Regions from separate parts of the Homo sapiens genome. Here all the other regions are linked to region 1. A link is a loop called in an ENCODE intact Hi-C map of the cell type or tissue named here. Cell type or tissue: heart right ventricle. All regions are shown on one strand. Links, peaks and the distances in the headings refer to the core of each region. The heading gives the core; the rest is flanking DNA. Region 1 overlaps LRIG2-DT (LRIG2 divergent transcript). Region 2 has its middle 40 kb from the start of LINC01357. Region 3 overlaps LINC01357 (long intergenic non-protein coding RNA 1357).

Region 1 (6,145 bases), core at 578-5,577:
AACCTCTGCCTCCCAGGTTCAAGCAATTCTCCTGCCTCAGCCTCCCAGGTAGCTGGGACTACAGGCGCGTGCCACCACGCCCAGCTAATTTTTTGTATTTTTAGTAGAGATGAGGTTTCACCGTATTAGCCAGGATGGTCTCGATCTCCTGACTTCGTGACCACCCGCCTTGGCATCCCAAAGTGCCTGCATTAAAGGCATGAGCCACCATGCCCGGCCGACATTTTCTTTAATATACAAATTTCAATGATTCCAATCGTCTTCTCTGGAATATGACAAGCTAATTCTTTTTTTTTTTTTTTTTGAGTCAAAGTCTCGCTCTGTCACACAGGCTGGAGTGCAATGGCGCAATCTTGGCTCACTACAACCTCTGCCTCCCAGGTTCAAGCGATTCTCCTGCTTCAGCCTCCTGAGTGGCTGGGATTACAGGCACACACCACCACACTCGACTAATTTTTTGTATTTTTAGTAGAGACGGGCTTTTGCCATGTTGCCCAGGCGGGTCTCAAACTCCTGAGCTCAGGCAATCAACCCGCCTGGGCCTCCCAAAGTGCTAGGATTATAGGTGTGAGCCACCGCGCCCGGCCTGAGAGGCTAATTCTTATTATTAGACTTCCCTTTACTTAATTGTTTGTTTGTTTGTGGCAGGAATACTGGGAGAAAGTCAATATGACCCTGGCATTTGCAGGTGTCCTCCCCAAGTACATTTGCCACCCTTGCTGTGCTCCATAGCTCTCAGGTCACCTGATGCCATCTAGGGACTGACTTCTCCCTGACTGCTGTTGCTTTCTCCCCGAGATGTGGTTCCCCAAGCCTGGACACAGGCTCTACCCTTTACTCCCCAAAGAATACCTAAAACCAACAAGTAGGTGCCAGGAAAAAAAAGCCTGACAGAAGTTTTGAGGATCACAGAAGGGAATGACACTAAAATTGAGGAAAATCTAAACACAAGGGGATGTCCCATTGCTCTTTGAATCTGTTAGCCCACACCCTCCCTAGGGTACCTTCTACCAGGGCTGGCTTCATGGGCCTGTGACCTATGCCATCACACAGGTCCCCAGTCTTAGAAGGGGCTTCATGCTTAGTGTTCTGCTGTCATCATCTTGAAATTCTTAATAATTTTTGAATAAAAGATATCCTGAATTTTCATTCTACACTTAGCCCTGCAAATTATGTAAGTGATTCATGCCTTCTAGTAACCATTCTTCTCTTTAACCCCCTACCTGCCTGTATGTGCAGAGACCAGTCCCACATCTTGCCAACAAAAGCGCCCATGATTATAGTCAACTCAGGCACACTATTGCTCCAGAGATGCAAAAAACCTTGCTCACGATGAAGACTTAGGAGTGACGAAATTGTCCTTCAAGTACCATAACCACAAGGTAGTGATACGAACAGATAACCAGCATATATTTGGGGTAATATTGGCAAAATTATCCAAATGTGGTAGATTCAGATATTTGGTCCCATGTAGACCAAAAACGAAGCAAATAAAATTTTATTTAAAGATGTTTGTTTTGGTTAAAGGGCTTGGCCTCACTTAGATGGACTCACCCTATACATGAGGGTGCTTGGGGGAGAGGCTAGAGTGTTTCATGACACAAAAACATTCTATTTGTTTTATTATTATTATTATTATTATTATTTGAGATGGAGTCTCGCACTGTCGAGCCCAGGCTGGAGTGCAGTGGTGGGATCTCGGCTCACTGCAACCTCCACCTCCTGGGTTCAAGCGATTCTCCTGCCTCAGCCTCCCGAGTAGATGGGATTACAGGCACCCGCCCCCACGTCCGGCAAATTTTTTGTATTTTTAGTAGAGACTGGGTTTCACTATGTTGGTCAGGCTGGTCTCGAACTCCTGACCTCAGGTAGTCCACCTGCCTCGGCCTTCCAAAGTGCTGGGATTACAGGCATGAGCCATCGTGCTGAGCTGACACGAAAACATTCTGAAGAATTTGGCTATGGCACTGATCTCCAGCCCACCTGCACTCTCATCTCCACCCCCAATTCTCCACCTCCTACACCCCTCCCCCTACTCCACCTCAGCCCCTTAGGGCGATTTAAGTAATTTTCCAGACCTGACTCTGAAGTTATCTTCCCAGCAGGAGTCGCAAGGGTGAGTGGTAGAGGGGTGAAGACCTTCAGTGACCAGCTATAGTCTGAGCTGGGAAGGGACAAAGGCAAGAAGAAGGAGGAAATGGGTCACTGCCCATGGCTGGCAGAGCAACTGCTGTGCCTGAGCTTTTATTCTGTGAACAAATCTTTGCTCTCTTCACCAGTGACCCACATGAACTGTCATTCCCAACTGCAATAAAGTGGGGCAAGGGCTGAGAAGGGCTGAGAAGGGCTGACTCCACAGCTGTGGAGTAAGAGTTCCCTGGCAGGAGAAGAAAGACTGAAAGACACAGGGCTTTCATGGAGGCAAAAGAAACAAAGAAAGTCTGAGACAAGGAGATTAAAAAACAAAAACAAAAAAACAAACAAAAACCTCTGAAAAGCCTAATTGCCCCTAAATGCCTCGACACCAAAACTTTGTCATTTTTTTCTTTTTTGTGGCTGTCTTCCCATTTTATTTTTAATTATTTTTTTTTTCCGAGACGGAGTTCCGCTCTTGTTGCCCAGGCTGGAGTACAATGGTGCGATCTTGGCTCACTGCAACCTCTGCCTCCCAGGTTCAGACGATTCTCCTGCCTCAGTCTCCCGAAAAGCTGGGATTACAGGCGTGCGCCACCATGCCTGGCTAATTTTTGCATTTTTAGGAGTGACGGGGTTTCACCATGTTGGTCAGGCTGGTCTGGAACTCCTGACCTCAGGTGATCCACCCGCCCGGGCCTCCCAAAGTGCTGGGATTACAAGCGTGAGCTACCACACCCAGCCTGTCTTCCCATTTTAAACACCCTTTATGTTCCAAGTGAGGTAAAGGTGAGGAATAAAAGGGAGAATGGTTGCAGAGCCTCATTAAGCTGGGAGCTAGGATCACAGGAGCTAGTGGAGATCTTGGGTGAATCCTACTGTTTCTTGAATGAGTCCTAGAAACGCCCGCTCATTTGGCTACTTCTTCCTTTCCTGCACACAGGAATTTAACAAGATTCTTCTACAGCCTGGTGACTTTGTGATCTCTTAGCCTTAGTCATGTCCTCTTTCCCTCCCACCCTAGCCCCAGAGACTCTTCCTCTTTTCCTTGGCAGTTCGAGTCCCAGAGTGTTATTTATCAGTCAGCAGCAGAGGGCGATCTGGCCCCGGAGAATGACCCGGTCAACTCGGGCCATATGCCTGGGTTGCTAATGACTTGCAGCTCCATCAACATAAAGCTGAATTCTTCACAAAGGAACACTGTCACTAAGCTTTTTCCTTTTCATTCTTGAAAGCTACACTGCCTTAGCTAACCCCTTCCCCCTCCCGCCTTCATTCCTGCTCTCTTTCCTCTCCCAACCTCTTGGAAGCAGCAGGAAATGAACAAGGTCCACAGTGGAGAAAAACAAATCCCAGGGCCCTGCTGAGGAAAACCACAGGAAAATGACCAAGTGGCATTAGCAGCTGCAGGAGTTTTAGGTAGCTGTGTGGTGTGCGTGTATGTGTATGTGTGTGTGAGAGAGAGAGAGAATCCCACATAGCAGTACTTTTCATAGTTTAGCATAACATAAAAATCACCTGGCGAGCTTGTTAAACCACAGCTTCCTGGGCCTTACCCAGGAATTCCCGGGGCCCAAGAATTTGCATTCTTAACACTCCTAAGGTATTTTAATGATGCCAGTGGAGGACTGACCACATTTTGAGCAGCACTGCTGTACACAAATGCAGTGAAATAGAATGTATAGATCTGAGCCAGGGGCTTGCTTGGATAACATCCTGATATGATGGCCTCCCCCAGAAGAGTCAGGCCAGATCCTTCCAATTCCAGGCCAGAAGATTTCATAGATCAGCCTACAGCTGTTCCCTCCCCTTGAAAAAGAAGCAGAGAATGTATCAACAAGAGCATTGTTTGGAGAGGGCTGAGCTCAGATAATAGGCTGGTTCTCCATTGACTGTTTCTTTCATCCCAACTGGCAGAAGAATCACAGAAGGCCCCTCCTTTCCCCTCCAGCAGAGATGGATGCTCTACCTACTTAAAAATCAAGAATTCTTCTGACCTTGGCTGTGTCCAACAACTCATGCCCAGAGGCTTCTGACCTGTCCCCTCCTTAGCACCCTCCAGATCTGAGAACCTCCAGAGTCACAAAGGCCTGTGGAAAGAGCTGGTTATCTTCAAGATACCCAGAGGCGCTTGGGCTGATTTAAAGGCACTACTCCCTTCTGTTTATGCAGCAGAAGATAACAAGACAGACAGAAGTGCTGCTATGGTCTGAATGTTGATGTCCCCACAAATTCATCTGTTGGAATTTAGTCCCTGATGTGATACCAATCAAGAGATGGGGACTTTAGGAATTGATTAGGTCAGAAGGCTACAGCCCCCATGAATGGGATTAGTGGCCTTATAAAAGAGGCTGGGGGGCCTGGCGTGGTGGCTCACGCCTGTAATCCCAGCACTTTGGGAGACTGAGGCAGGCAGATCACTTTGGGTCAGGAGTTCTAGACCAGCCTGGCAAACATGGTGAAACCACATCTCTACGAAAAATATTAAAAAATTAGCTGGGCGTGGTGGCGCATGCCTGTAGTCCCAGGTATTCAGGAGGCTGAGGCAAGAGAATCGCTTGAATACAGGAGGCGGAGGTTGCAGTGAGCTGAGATCGCGACACTGCACTCCAGCCTGGGCGTCAGAGCAAGACTCCGTCTCAAAAAACAGAGCTGGAGGGAGACTGTGAGACACATTTAGAAAGCATCATTTATGAGGAACCAGCCCTCTTTGGCAGCTTGATCTTGGGACTTCCCAGCCTCCATATATGGTACCAATCCTTCTTTAGTTTTAGTGTCCATATCACAGAAGGGCTCATGTTGTAAAAGAAGTCAAAAGCAGCCTTGAATAATCAGAACCCTTCTGCCAGATTGTCTAATGTCAATTTGTTTTCTAGAACTACTGCTTCTACATGTTCTTCCTCTTCATCTGGCTCTGGTTTGGAAGCACTTATCTCCATCAAGTCATCTTCTGTTAATTCCTCAGGTGTGGTGTCTATTAGCTTTTGAATTTATCCAAGATCTGTATCTTGAAACCCTTTATCTCCCACCTTTTTTGGGACATCCACAATCTCTTTCATGATTTCCTTGATTGCTTCTGTCATATATCCTGATAAGTCATGCACAACATCTGGACACAGTTTTCTCCAGCAGGAATTTATTGTTTTGGGCTTGATGGCTTTCATAGCTTTTTCTGTAACAATGATGATGTCTTCAATGGTGTAATGCTTCCAGACTGTCATGATGTTCCTATCAGGGTTATCTTCCATACTGTTGACAATCCTTTCCATAGAGTATCATGTGTAATGAGCCTTAAAGGTCCTTATGAACCCCCCATCTAGAGGCTGAATTAGAGACATATTTGGGGGCAAATAGACCACTTTGACACCTTTGGTGTTGAACTCATGAGGTTCTGGGTGGCCAGGGGCATTGTCCAATATCAAAAGAACTTTAAAACGCAGTCCCTTACTGGCAAGGTACTTGCTGACTTCAGGGACAAAGCATCAGTGGAACCAATCCAGAGAAAAGGATTCTCATTATCCAGGCCTTCTTGTTCCACAACTAAAAGACTGGCAGCTGGTATTTATCTTTTCCCTGCAAAGCTTGAGGGTTAGCAGCTTTACAGATAAGGGCAGTCTTAATCTAAACCTGACTGCATTTGTACAAACAGTAGAGTTAGCCTATCTCTTCCTGCCTTAAATCCTGGTGCTCGCTTCTCTTCCTTACTAATAAATGTCCTTTGGGTCATTTTTTTCCCCAGAATCAAGCACTTTCATCTGCATTAAAAACCTATTCAGGTAGATATCCCTTTTCCTCAATGATTTTCATAACGTCTGGAAAATCATCTGCTGCCTCTTAGTTGACAGAAGCTAATAATTCTCTTGTTATCTTGACATTTTTAAACCCAAACCTCTTTCTAAAATTACCAAACAATCATTTGCTAGCATTAAATTCTCTCGCTTTAGATTTCACCTTCTTTTTGCTTCAAGTTGTCATATAATGACTTTGCTTTTTCTGGAATCATATTAGACTA
Region 2 (5,000 bases), core at 1-5,000, 230 kb after region 1:
TGGTAAGGGGTGCGTAATCGGTCACCAAGGAGGGAGTAAAGGTGTCTTATACCTATGGATTGAGGTGGGGAGATACAAGGGGAGGATGTGAAGGAGGCTTTGAACTGGGGGAAAAGGCGGCAATGAGGTGTGGCTGTAGCCCAGGAATAGTCAGGGAAGCAGGTAATTTAGTTAAAATGTCTCAACCTAATAAGGGAACTGGGCAGGTGAGGATAACTAAAAAGAAGTGCTTAAAATAATATTGTCTAAGTTGGCACCAGAGTTGGGGAGTTTTAAGATGTTTAGAAGCCTGGCATTCAATACCCACAACAGTTATGGAGTCAAGGGAAACAGGCCCTTGAAAAGAAGGTAATATGGAGTGGGTAGCCTCCGTATTGATTAAGAAGGGGACGGACTTCTTAAGTCCATCCTCCACTATGAGAGTTACCTAAAGCTTCTGTGATCATCCTGTAGGCTTCTGAGGTGATCGGTCAGCGTCAGTCTTCAGCCGCTAAGCCGAGAAGATCTGGGAAGGAGTCAGAGAGCCTTGGGCCAGAGTTCCAGGGGCTCTGGGAGTGGCTGCCGGGCAAGTTGGACAGTCCAATTTCCAGTGGGGTCCCGCACAGATGGGACACAGCTTAGGAGGAATTCCGGGCTGTGGGCTTTCCTTGGCCGAGTGGCCAGATTTCCGGCACTTGTAGCAAGCTCCTGGGGGAGGAGGTTCTGGAGGAACCCCTGGCAGCTGCCGTTCGGGCGTTTGGAGTTCTTGTGTGCTGGAGATGTGGCTGGGGTTTGTCTCACAGTGGAGGCAAGGAATTGCAACTCAGAAATACATTGCTACTTAGCTGCCTTTACTCTATTATTACACACCTTGAAGGCGAGGTTAATTAAGTCCTGTCGTGGGGTTTGAGGGCTGGAATTTAATTTTTGGAGTTTTATTTAATGCCGGGAGTGGATTGGGTAATAAAATGTATTTTGAGAATAAGACGGCCTTTTGACCTTTCAGGGTCTAGGGCTGTAAAGCATCTCAGGGTTGCTGCCAAGCGAGCCATGAACTGAGCTGGGTTTTTATATTCGATGAAAAAGAGCCTAAACGCTAACTGATTTGGGATAGATCGGATAAAGAAAAAGGAGCATTATTAACCTTGACTATGCCTTTAGCTCCAGCCAACTTTTTATGAGGAAATTGCTGGGCAGGTGGGGGAGGTCTAGTCGAGGAACGAAACTGTAAGCCGGACCGGGTGTGAGGAGGGGAGGTGATAAAAGGATTATAGGGTGGGGGAGCAGAGGCTAAAGAAGAATTGGGACCTAGCTCAGCCTGGTGAGGAGCAGCCTGGGGAGGAGGGGAGAGGTCAGATGGGTCTGTAGAAAAGAAAGAAAGACTCGGCGACGCTTGGAGTTGGGACTGAGAGCACAGGCGAGAGGGAAAGAAGGAGGATTTCGGATGAGTCGCATTGGGAACAGAGACTAGGGAGAGAACAATGTGTAAAAGAATGCCTGGACGTCAGGCACTTCAGACCATTTGCCCATTTTTTGACAAAAATTATCTAGGTCTCGTAGGATGGAGAAATCAAAAGTGCCATTTTCTGGACATTTAGAACCATTTTCGAGTTTGTATTGGGGCCAAGCAGTGTTGCAGAAGAAAATAAGGCGTTTAAGTTTTAGGTCAGGCGAGAGTTGAAGAGGTTTTAAGTTCTTGAGAACACAGGCTAAGGGAGAAGAAGGGGGAATGGAGGGCGGAAGGTTGCCCATGGTGAAGGAGGTAAGTTTAAAGAGAAGGGTAAAGACACAGAGAAGGGAGGTGGGGAGCAGCCCTGGGCTGCAACATGGGGGAGCAGCCAAAGCAGGAGTCCCCGCAACTGACTTGCCACCAAGGGAATGTGGGTGAATGACCAAGGCAGGCGTCCCCACGGTGATCAGACACCAGTGAAATGTGGGTGAATAATCAGAGAGGTGTCCCTGCAGTGATTAAACACCAAGGGAAGGCTGCCTTCCCGAGTCCGTGACCGGCGCCAGAGTTTTGGGTCCACAGATAAAATGTGTCTCCTTTGTCTCTATCAGAAAATGAAAGGAATTGAAATTAAGAGAAGGGAGAGATTGAAGGGTGGCGCCAAGATTGAAAGGAGAAAGAGATTGAGGGACAGTGAGAGGTTGGAGAAGAGAGTAAAGAGAGGCCGCTTACCCAATTTAAAATTGGTGAGATGTTCCTTGGGTTGATCGGTCTGAGGACCCGAGGTCGTAGGTGGATCTTTCTCACGGAGCAAAGAGCAGGAGGACAGGGGATTGATCTCCCAAGGGAGGTCCCCCAATCCGAGTCACGGCACCAAAATTTCACTCACGTCCGTGTGAAGAGACCACCAAACAGGATTTGTGTGAGCAACAAGGCTGTTTATTTCACCTGGGTGCAGGTGGGCTGAGTCCGAAAGGAGAGTCAGCGAAGGGAGATAGGGGTGGGGCTGTTTTATAGGATTTGGGTAGGTAAAGGAAAATTACAGTCAAAGGGGGTTGTTCTCTGGTGGGCAGGGGCGGGGGGGTCACAAGGTGCTCAGCAGGGGAGCTTTTGAGCCAGGATGAGCCAGGAGAAGGAATTTCACAAGGTAATGTCATCAGCAAAGGCAGGAACAGGCCATTTTCACTTCTTTTGTGGTGGAATGTGATCAGTTAAGGCAGGAACTGGCCATCTGGAAGTGTAAGTGCAGGTCACAGGGGATATGATGGCTTAGCTTGGGCTCAGAGGCCTGACAGTTACCCACTCACACCCTCACTGCCACCACTCACAATCAACCATAACACATGCTACCCTGCAGAGGAGACAGCCTTGACTTGCAGAGGCATGCATTCTCAGGGCTTGAAAACCGGCTCTGTCTCCAGTTGCCAGAGGGACCTCACGCTGACCTTCAAGAAACCTGGAGAGAGGGGCCAGTGTGTGGGCACACAGGACATTCCCTCCCCAGAAGGCCTTTTCTTGGTCTTCATTTCCCATCCCCTAGCCCAGATACGGCAATGTGGGGCGCCCTCGTGTGGGCAGAGAGGCCCTGCAGTCTCTTGGCAGGATCCCGGCTCCCTTTGGGCACCCACTCATCCCTCCTCCAGGCTGCCCACTCCCTGCATGTCAGGGCACCACTCATATTACTTCCAGCTGGCCTCCCTCAAACCTAGATTCTCTTTTTTCTTTTACCTCTCACTGTTTTCATTATTGATTGATTGATTGAGACATAGTCTCTCTGTGACCCAGGCTGGAATACAGTGGTACAATCATAGCTCTCTGTAGCCTGGAACTCCTGGGCTCAAGCAATCCTCCACTTCAGTCTCCTGAGTAGCTGGGACTACAGGTGTGCACCAGCATGCCAGGCTAATATCTTAAAATTTTTAAATTTTTTTTGTAGAGTTAGAGTCTCGCTATGTTGCCCAGGCTGGTCTCAAGTTCCTAGCCTCAAGCAATCTTCTCACCTCGGCCTCCCAAAGTGCTGGGATTACAGGTGTTAAGCCACCACACCCTAGACCCCCACTCATATTTTAAAGTTCAATATTCTATGCATATCAAATAATTATGTATTAATTATTTAATCTTATGTATCAAATTATCCCCAAAATGTCTTGACTTAAAATAGCAAACATCTATTACCTCACACAGTTTCCTAGGGTCAGAAATCCAGGAACAGCTTAGTTGGAAGGTTGTGGCTCAGTGTCTCGTGAGTTTCAGTCAAGATGTTGGTCAGGGCCGGGCGTGGTGGCTCACACCTGTAATCCCAGCACTTTGGAGTCTGAGGCGGGCGGATCACCTGAGGTTGGGAGTTCAAGACCAGCCTGACCAACATGGAGAAACCCCGTCTCTACTAAAAATACAAAATTAGTCAGGCGTGGTGGTGCATGCCTGTAATCCCAGCTACTCGGGAGGCTGAGGCAGGAGAATCACTTGAACCCAGGAGGCAGAGTTTGCAGTGAGCCGAGATCACGCCATTGCACTCCAGCCTGGGCAACAACAGCGAAACTCCATCTCAAAACAAACAAACAAACAAACAAACAAACAAACAAACAAACAAAAAGATGTTGGTCAGGACTGCAGTCATCTGAAGGCTGGGAAGGATTCACTTCCAAGATCACTCACACAGCTGTCCTTGGCAGACTTAATTTCTTGCCACTGGGCCCTCCCGGTAGGCTGCTAGGAACATAGCAGCTGGCTTGCCCCAGAGCGAATATGCCAAGAGACAGCAGGCAAGAGAAACCAAAATAGAAGCCATGGTGTCTTTTAGAACCTAATTTTGGAAGTGACATACTATCACCTCTGCCATATTCTATTGCTGACACAGGCCAACCCTGGTACGATGTGAGAGGGAATATGAATTCTAGGAGGGAGGAAACATTGGGGTCCTTTTCAGAAAGGAGATACCACAAAACATATTTTTAAATGTTACTTATAAAACAAAATACGATCAACACCCATGAGCCCATCACTCACGAGAACTAGAAATCATATAACTTGCATCGTCCTATATGTGCCTTTTCCTCCACCCCTCTGCCTCCCTGTGGAAGAGGTAATTGCCATTTAAATTTGTGTTTATCGTTCCCTTGCTTTTTAAAAATTTTGCCACATCGGTACATATGTCGAAACAACATTTGTTGTTAGTTTTGCATTTGGATCTTTATAGAATTGATTGGCTCCATGAGTCAGGGGTCTGAGCCCCACTTGCTCAGGGCACCCTCATTCACTCTCCAAGCTTCTATAAAATGCTTCCCTCTTATTCCCCAACTCTGGTAGCTGCTTCTTGCCTTTCTTCTTTCTGGGTGACCTCAGCATTCTTTATTTATCCATTCTCTTGTCTCTCAATCCTTTTCTCCCCAAGGCTAGCCATAGAATCCCTCTTCCCCACCAAGTCATTGAAACCAGCACCTTTTCCCCAAAGCCAGCCATAAAACCAAAAATCATTAATCTAACTTTGCCTCTGCCTTTCTGTGTAAAAACTGGTCATAAAGAAATTACCTGACCTGCCTTGTTTGACTATGGGTTATAAGACCCCCAT
Region 3 (5,000 bases), core at 1-5,000, 170 kb after region 1:
TGACCTCAGCTAGAAGAATAGGGAGCTGCTCATGAGCAGTGATTTCAGAAACAGTAGCCTGGATCCGCTGCCCCAAAACCACCCTCCTCACCTATCATCTAAGATTCCACTAGGGAGACTTGATTTACCTAGCTATTGAAATGCTGTGGGAAATGATTCAAGCTAAGAAATGAACAACTAACAGAAGGCAATTCCCTCCCAGCACAGCACTCCCAGCTTAGCACCTGACCCAGCTAATGTGGTCTCAGCCTGAGCACTGACAGTGACAGGGACTCATCCTCTCAAGCAGCCCTTTTGGTGCCCAGGCAGCTCCAACTGCTAGAAGGCTCTTCTGACACTGGGTCAGCTTCTGCCAGGCAGAGCCACAGAGCAAGGGCTTATGGGTGCCAGGCCTGTGCCAGGCTGTGAGGAAGACAGGGTAGTGCAGACCCTGTCCCTGCCTTCTGAACAGATCAGGTCTAGATTGAGGAGGTGAGCAACCTCAACAGTCCTAGGGGCATGTGTTTGTCCCACATTCGAAGTTCTGCAGCGCTCCGTGAATGATGGAGCCATTGGGACATAGTAGGACAGTCACCCAGTGGCCTGGACACTCCTCTTCTGATTGCAGCCTGGTCATACCAGACATTTCTAGATACTTTCTGAGGCATCTCCAGCCTAATCTTGACCCTGTGGCCTCCCTTCCAGTAGCCCAAGCCCCCAAGCTGGGTTGTGCTACGTTGGAGCTGTGATGCCTCCTGGCTGGAAGGAGAGGCTGCTGATTTGCTTGGGAATTATTCCAGGGGTTCTGAAGCTTCAGGATATGAAAATCAGGAATTGTTGAAACACAGATACAGCCCTTCCTAGAGGTTATAGTTTCCTGCCCTGTCTGGAACTAACAGACTAACAGGGGAGACAGAATTAATAGTAAATTCACACATCTGGGGAATGCCCCAAAGGACCAGGAGAGGATGCAAGGGTGAGGGAGAGGGGATATTGGATAGGCCATCCTGCCCTGCTCTGAGAGGCTGGGTGGGCAGGAGTTAGGGGGTGGCTCTGCACTGAAGGAAGGAAAGTCTGAGTTCACCAGGCAAAGAAGGTGCCCAGGGAAGGGCTCCTGAGAAGGCTGAGAAGCAGGAAGGAGCCCTCCCTTAGCTCTCAGAATAAAGGTCCCACTTCCCTCTATGCCTGGCATAAAGTCTGGGGAGGTGAGTGAGGCGCAGCCCAGTTGTAGGATTGAACCCTGGGTGAGGAATCAAGTCCTGGGGGCCAGTCAGAGGTGTATTATAACCTGTGCGACTTGGCTTTCTAACGGCCAAATGGGGTTTCAGACTCACAAACTCCAACTTCTGCAGCCCTGAGAGATGGTGCCACCCTCTCAACTTGCAGGTAAGGACATGAAGGCCAGCAGAGAGCCACTGCACGACAGCAGAGCTCAGGACCCCTCTCCTGGTCTGTCGGCTGTGTTGGGCTCCTGCATCCCCAGAGGTTTCAGGGACTTCACGGGGTGGCAGGAGAACTGAGAGATAAGTAAATGACGCAGCGGTCATGGGAAGCAGAGAACGTCTCACAGCAGTGCGAGCTTTGTCTCCCTCTGGCGTGGTGGTGGCTGGGAGGTGGTGAGAGGGTCTGGGTCTCAGATCACCAGCTGTGACACAAGCCCTGTGAGCTTGGGCAAGTAAAAGGCTGCATTTGTAGAAAAGAAACTCTTTTGATTCCATTGTGAAAATGGTTTCCCTTTCTTTGGTTAGAACCCAGCCAGATTTAATTTCCAGGAGCCAGAGCCAAAGAGAAAATCATTCAGGGCAGAGATAACTCTTCTCTAAGACGTCTAGCCTTGGGCAGAGACAGGAGAGAAATACAGACTTCCAAGCCAAGGCCCAGGCATATTTAAAATATTAATATTTTAAAAGGTCTGGATTTAGGATAGAAGCAAAGAAGGGCTAAATAATTCAGAAAGCAAATTGAGGAGCAGCTGTTGCTGATGCTAACTGAGGTTCTTGCCTGGCTGGTTTCAGAGCAGCATCCTCAGCCTCCTGGGAGAAAGAGCACAAGTTGTCATGATGGGGGAAGACAAAGGCTGGAGGGAACACAAAGCCAGCCTTAAGTGCAGCCCGACTGGCTTTGTTTCTCAAGACACTCATATTACTAGCAGCTTAAAACAACAAACATTTATTATTTCACACAGTGGCTGATGGTCAGGTATCTGGGTTCTAAGTTGCTGGGTTTTCTGGCTCAGAGTCTCTCATGAGGTTTCAATCAAGATGTCTTTCGGGGCCATTGAAGGTTTGATTGAGCCTAAAGAATCAAAGACAGACATGCTGTTACATAATAAGCCAAAGTTATATTAACTCTATATTGGCCCTATATTTTTTATTGCTTCACAGCAGACTGGTATCATTGCCTCAAAAGTTTACCAGTGCCAAGCTCAAATTTTTTATACACCCAATTGCTTTAAATATAGTCTAAATAAACAGATCGTTAGTCATTGACAGCCTTCCGGTTTTGCATACCCCACAAAACAGAATCCCACATTTACTAGCCACAGATACAATAAACTCTGGTGCTATAAAAGGCCCCAGTTGCCGGGCATGGTGGCTCACAACTGTAATCCCAGCACTTTGGGAGGCTGAGGCTGGTGGATCATGAGGTTAGGAGATCGAGACCATCCTGGCTAACACGGTGAAACCCCGTCTCTACTAAAAATACAAAAAATTAGCCGGATGTGGTGGCACGCACCTGTAGTCCCAGCTACTCAGGAGGCTGAGGCAGGAGAATGGCATGAACCTGGGAGACGGAGCTTGCAGTGAGCAAAGATCACGCCACTGCACTCCAGCCTGGGCCATAGAGGGAAACTCTGTCTCAAAAAAAAAAAAAAAAAAAAGCACCAGCCATAGCTGCCCTTTGGATCTCTCTGACTCTGAGACTCCACACCCTACTACTGAGGGCATCATCTAGACATCTAAGGATCCGCTCCAATCTCCGTGTCCCCCAGAATCTCCCCCACCCTCCTTCTCTTCTAGCTGGTGGCCTCAGTCATTACCTGCGGAAGGTCTCATGCTGTGAAAAGCTTCCTCAGCAGGCAACCCTGTCAAAACACGGCCCAAATAAAGCTTGTTGTATGTTATTACCACCTCATAGCCATATCTTTTTCTTTTTTTTTAATTTTTATTTTAGGTTTGGGGGTACACGTGAAGGTTTGTTACACAGATAAACGAGTGTCACAGGGGTTTGTTGTACATACTATTATTATATATCACCCAGGTATTAACCCCCAGTACTCAATAGTTATCTTTTCTGCTGTTCTTCTCCTTCCCAACCTCCCTCCTCAATAGACACCAGTGACTGTTGTTTCCTTGTGTTCATAAGTTCTCATCATTTAGTTCCCACTTACAGGTGAGAACATGCAGTATTTGGTTTTCTGTTCCTGCATAATTTTGCCAAGAATGATAGCCTCCAGCTCCATTCATATTCTGGCAAAAAAATCTTGTTCTTTTTTATGGCTGCATGGTATTCCATGGTGCACATGTACCACATTTTCTTTATCCAGTCTGTCACTGGTGAGCATTTAGGTTGATTCCATGTCTTTGCTATTGTGAGTAGTGCTGCAATGAACATTCACATGCATGTGTCTTTATGGTAGAACGCTTTATCTCCCTCTTGGTATATACCCAGTAATGAGATTGCTGGGTCGAATGATAGTTTTGCTTTTAGCTCTTTGAGGAATTGCCACACTGCTTTCCACAATGGTTGAACTAATTTACACTCCTACCAACATCATAACATCATATAAGGCTTCCCTATTCTCCATACAATCTCGCCAGCATGTGTTATTTTTTGACTTTTTTCTTTTCTTTTCTTTTCTTTTTTTTTTGAGACAGAGTCTCCCTCTGTTGCCCAGGCTGAGTGCAATGGCGTGATTTCGGCTCACCGCAACCTCTCCTCCCAGGTTTAAGCAATTCTCCTGCCTCAGCCTCCTGAGTAGCTGAGATTCCAGGCGTGTGCCACCACACCCGGCTAATTTTTGTATTTTCAGTAGAGTCGGTGTTTCACCATGTTGGTCAGGCTAATCTCAAACTCTTGACCTCGTGATCCACCCACTCAGCCTCCCAAAGTGCTGGGATTACGGGTGTGAGCCACCGTGCCTGGCCATTTTTTGACTTTTCAATAATAGCCATTATGACTGGTGTGAGGTGGTATTTCATTGTGGTTTTGATTTGCATTTCTCTAGTGATCAGTGATATCGAGCTTTTCTTTTCTTTCTTTTTTTCCTTTTTCTTTCTCTCTTTCTTTTCTTTTTTTTTTTTTTTTTTTTGAGACAGATTCTTGTTCTGTAGCCCAGGCTGGAGTGCAGTGGCGCTATCTCGGCTCACTGCAACCTCTACTTCCCAGGTTCAAGCTATTCTCATGCCTCAGCCTCCTGAGTAGCTGGGACTACAGGTGCCTGCCACCATGCCTGGCTAATTTTTTTGTGTTTTTAGCAGAGACGGGGTTTCACCATGTTGGTCAGGCTGGTCTCGAACTCCTGACCTCATGATCTGCCCACCTTGGCCTCCCAAAGTGCTGGGATTACAGGCATGAGCCCCCGTGCTCCTGGAATTCACTACACATGGCTACTTGCTGGAGGCCTCAATTCCTCACAGAAAGGGCCTCTCCACAGGGCTGCCTGAGTATTCTCAGAGCAGTTGGCTTCTCCCAGAGTAAGAAATCCAAGAGAGTATCACCAAGATGGAAGCCACAGTGCTGTTTTATGACTGTCTCTCTCTCTTTCTCTCTCTCTCTCTCTCTCACACACACACACACACACACACAGAGCATCACTTCCATTTTATTCTATTTGTAAGAAGTGAGTCACTAAATCCAATCAACCCTTGAGGGGAACTAGGCTCTAGGCTCTAAATTTTTTTTTTTTTTTTTTTTGGAGACAGGGTCTTGCTCTGTTGCCCAGGCTAGAGTGCAGTGGCATGATCTCAGCTCACTGCAACCTCTGCCTCCTGGGTTCAAGCTATTCTCCTGGCTCAGCC

The links. A loop is a pair of places that touch in the nucleus more often than their neighbours do. Peaks named below come from ENCODE experiments on the same cell type or tissue, not always from the same donor. Only the 100,000 strongest peaks of a DNase experiment are listed, where the experiment ranks them.
Region 2: it touches region 1 in a loop (11-fold over the local background); 69 of 110 quality-filtered maps call a loop at or near these places.
Region 3: it touches region 1 in a loop (5-fold over the local background); 101 of 110 quality-filtered maps call a loop at or near these places.

The regions. Positions count from the first base shown.
Region 1 is chr1:113,039,895-113,046,039 of GRCh38, reverse strand. The region is part of intron 2 of LRIG2-DT (LRIG2 divergent transcript); the gene reads left to right. Among named protein-coding and RNA genes, the nearest start is that of LRIG2-DT, 30 kb to the left of the region's middle. RefSeq lists enhancers at 1,561-2,480, 3,079-3,373, 3,402-4,321 and a silencer at 3,169-3,218. In heart right ventricle, for the core only: CTCF peaks have their summits at 3,027 and 3,228 (motif pointing right); a DNase peak (open chromatin) is centred at 3,229; H3K27ac peaks cover 419 bases.
Region 2 is chr1:112,807,390-112,812,389 of GRCh38, reverse strand. No RefSeq gene overlaps it. Among named protein-coding and RNA genes, the nearest start is that of LINC01357, 40 kb to the left of the region's middle. RefSeq lists enhancers at 2,721-3,000, 2,716-3,237. In heart right ventricle, for the core only: CTCF peaks have their summits at 2,800 and 3,003 (motif pointing left); a DNase peak (open chromatin) is centred at 2,989; H3K27ac peaks cover 1,032 bases.
Region 3 is chr1:112,875,004-112,880,003 of GRCh38, reverse strand. It overlaps LINC01357 (long intergenic non-protein coding RNA 1357), which reads right to left. Exons shown (of 2, transcript NR_189282.1): 2 at 2,133-2,274. Among named protein-coding and RNA genes, the nearest start is that of MIR11399, 4.5 kb to the left of the region's middle. RefSeq lists an enhancer at 1,152-1,749. In heart right ventricle, for the core only: no CTCF peak of the experiment used is centred there; no DNase peak of the experiment used is centred there.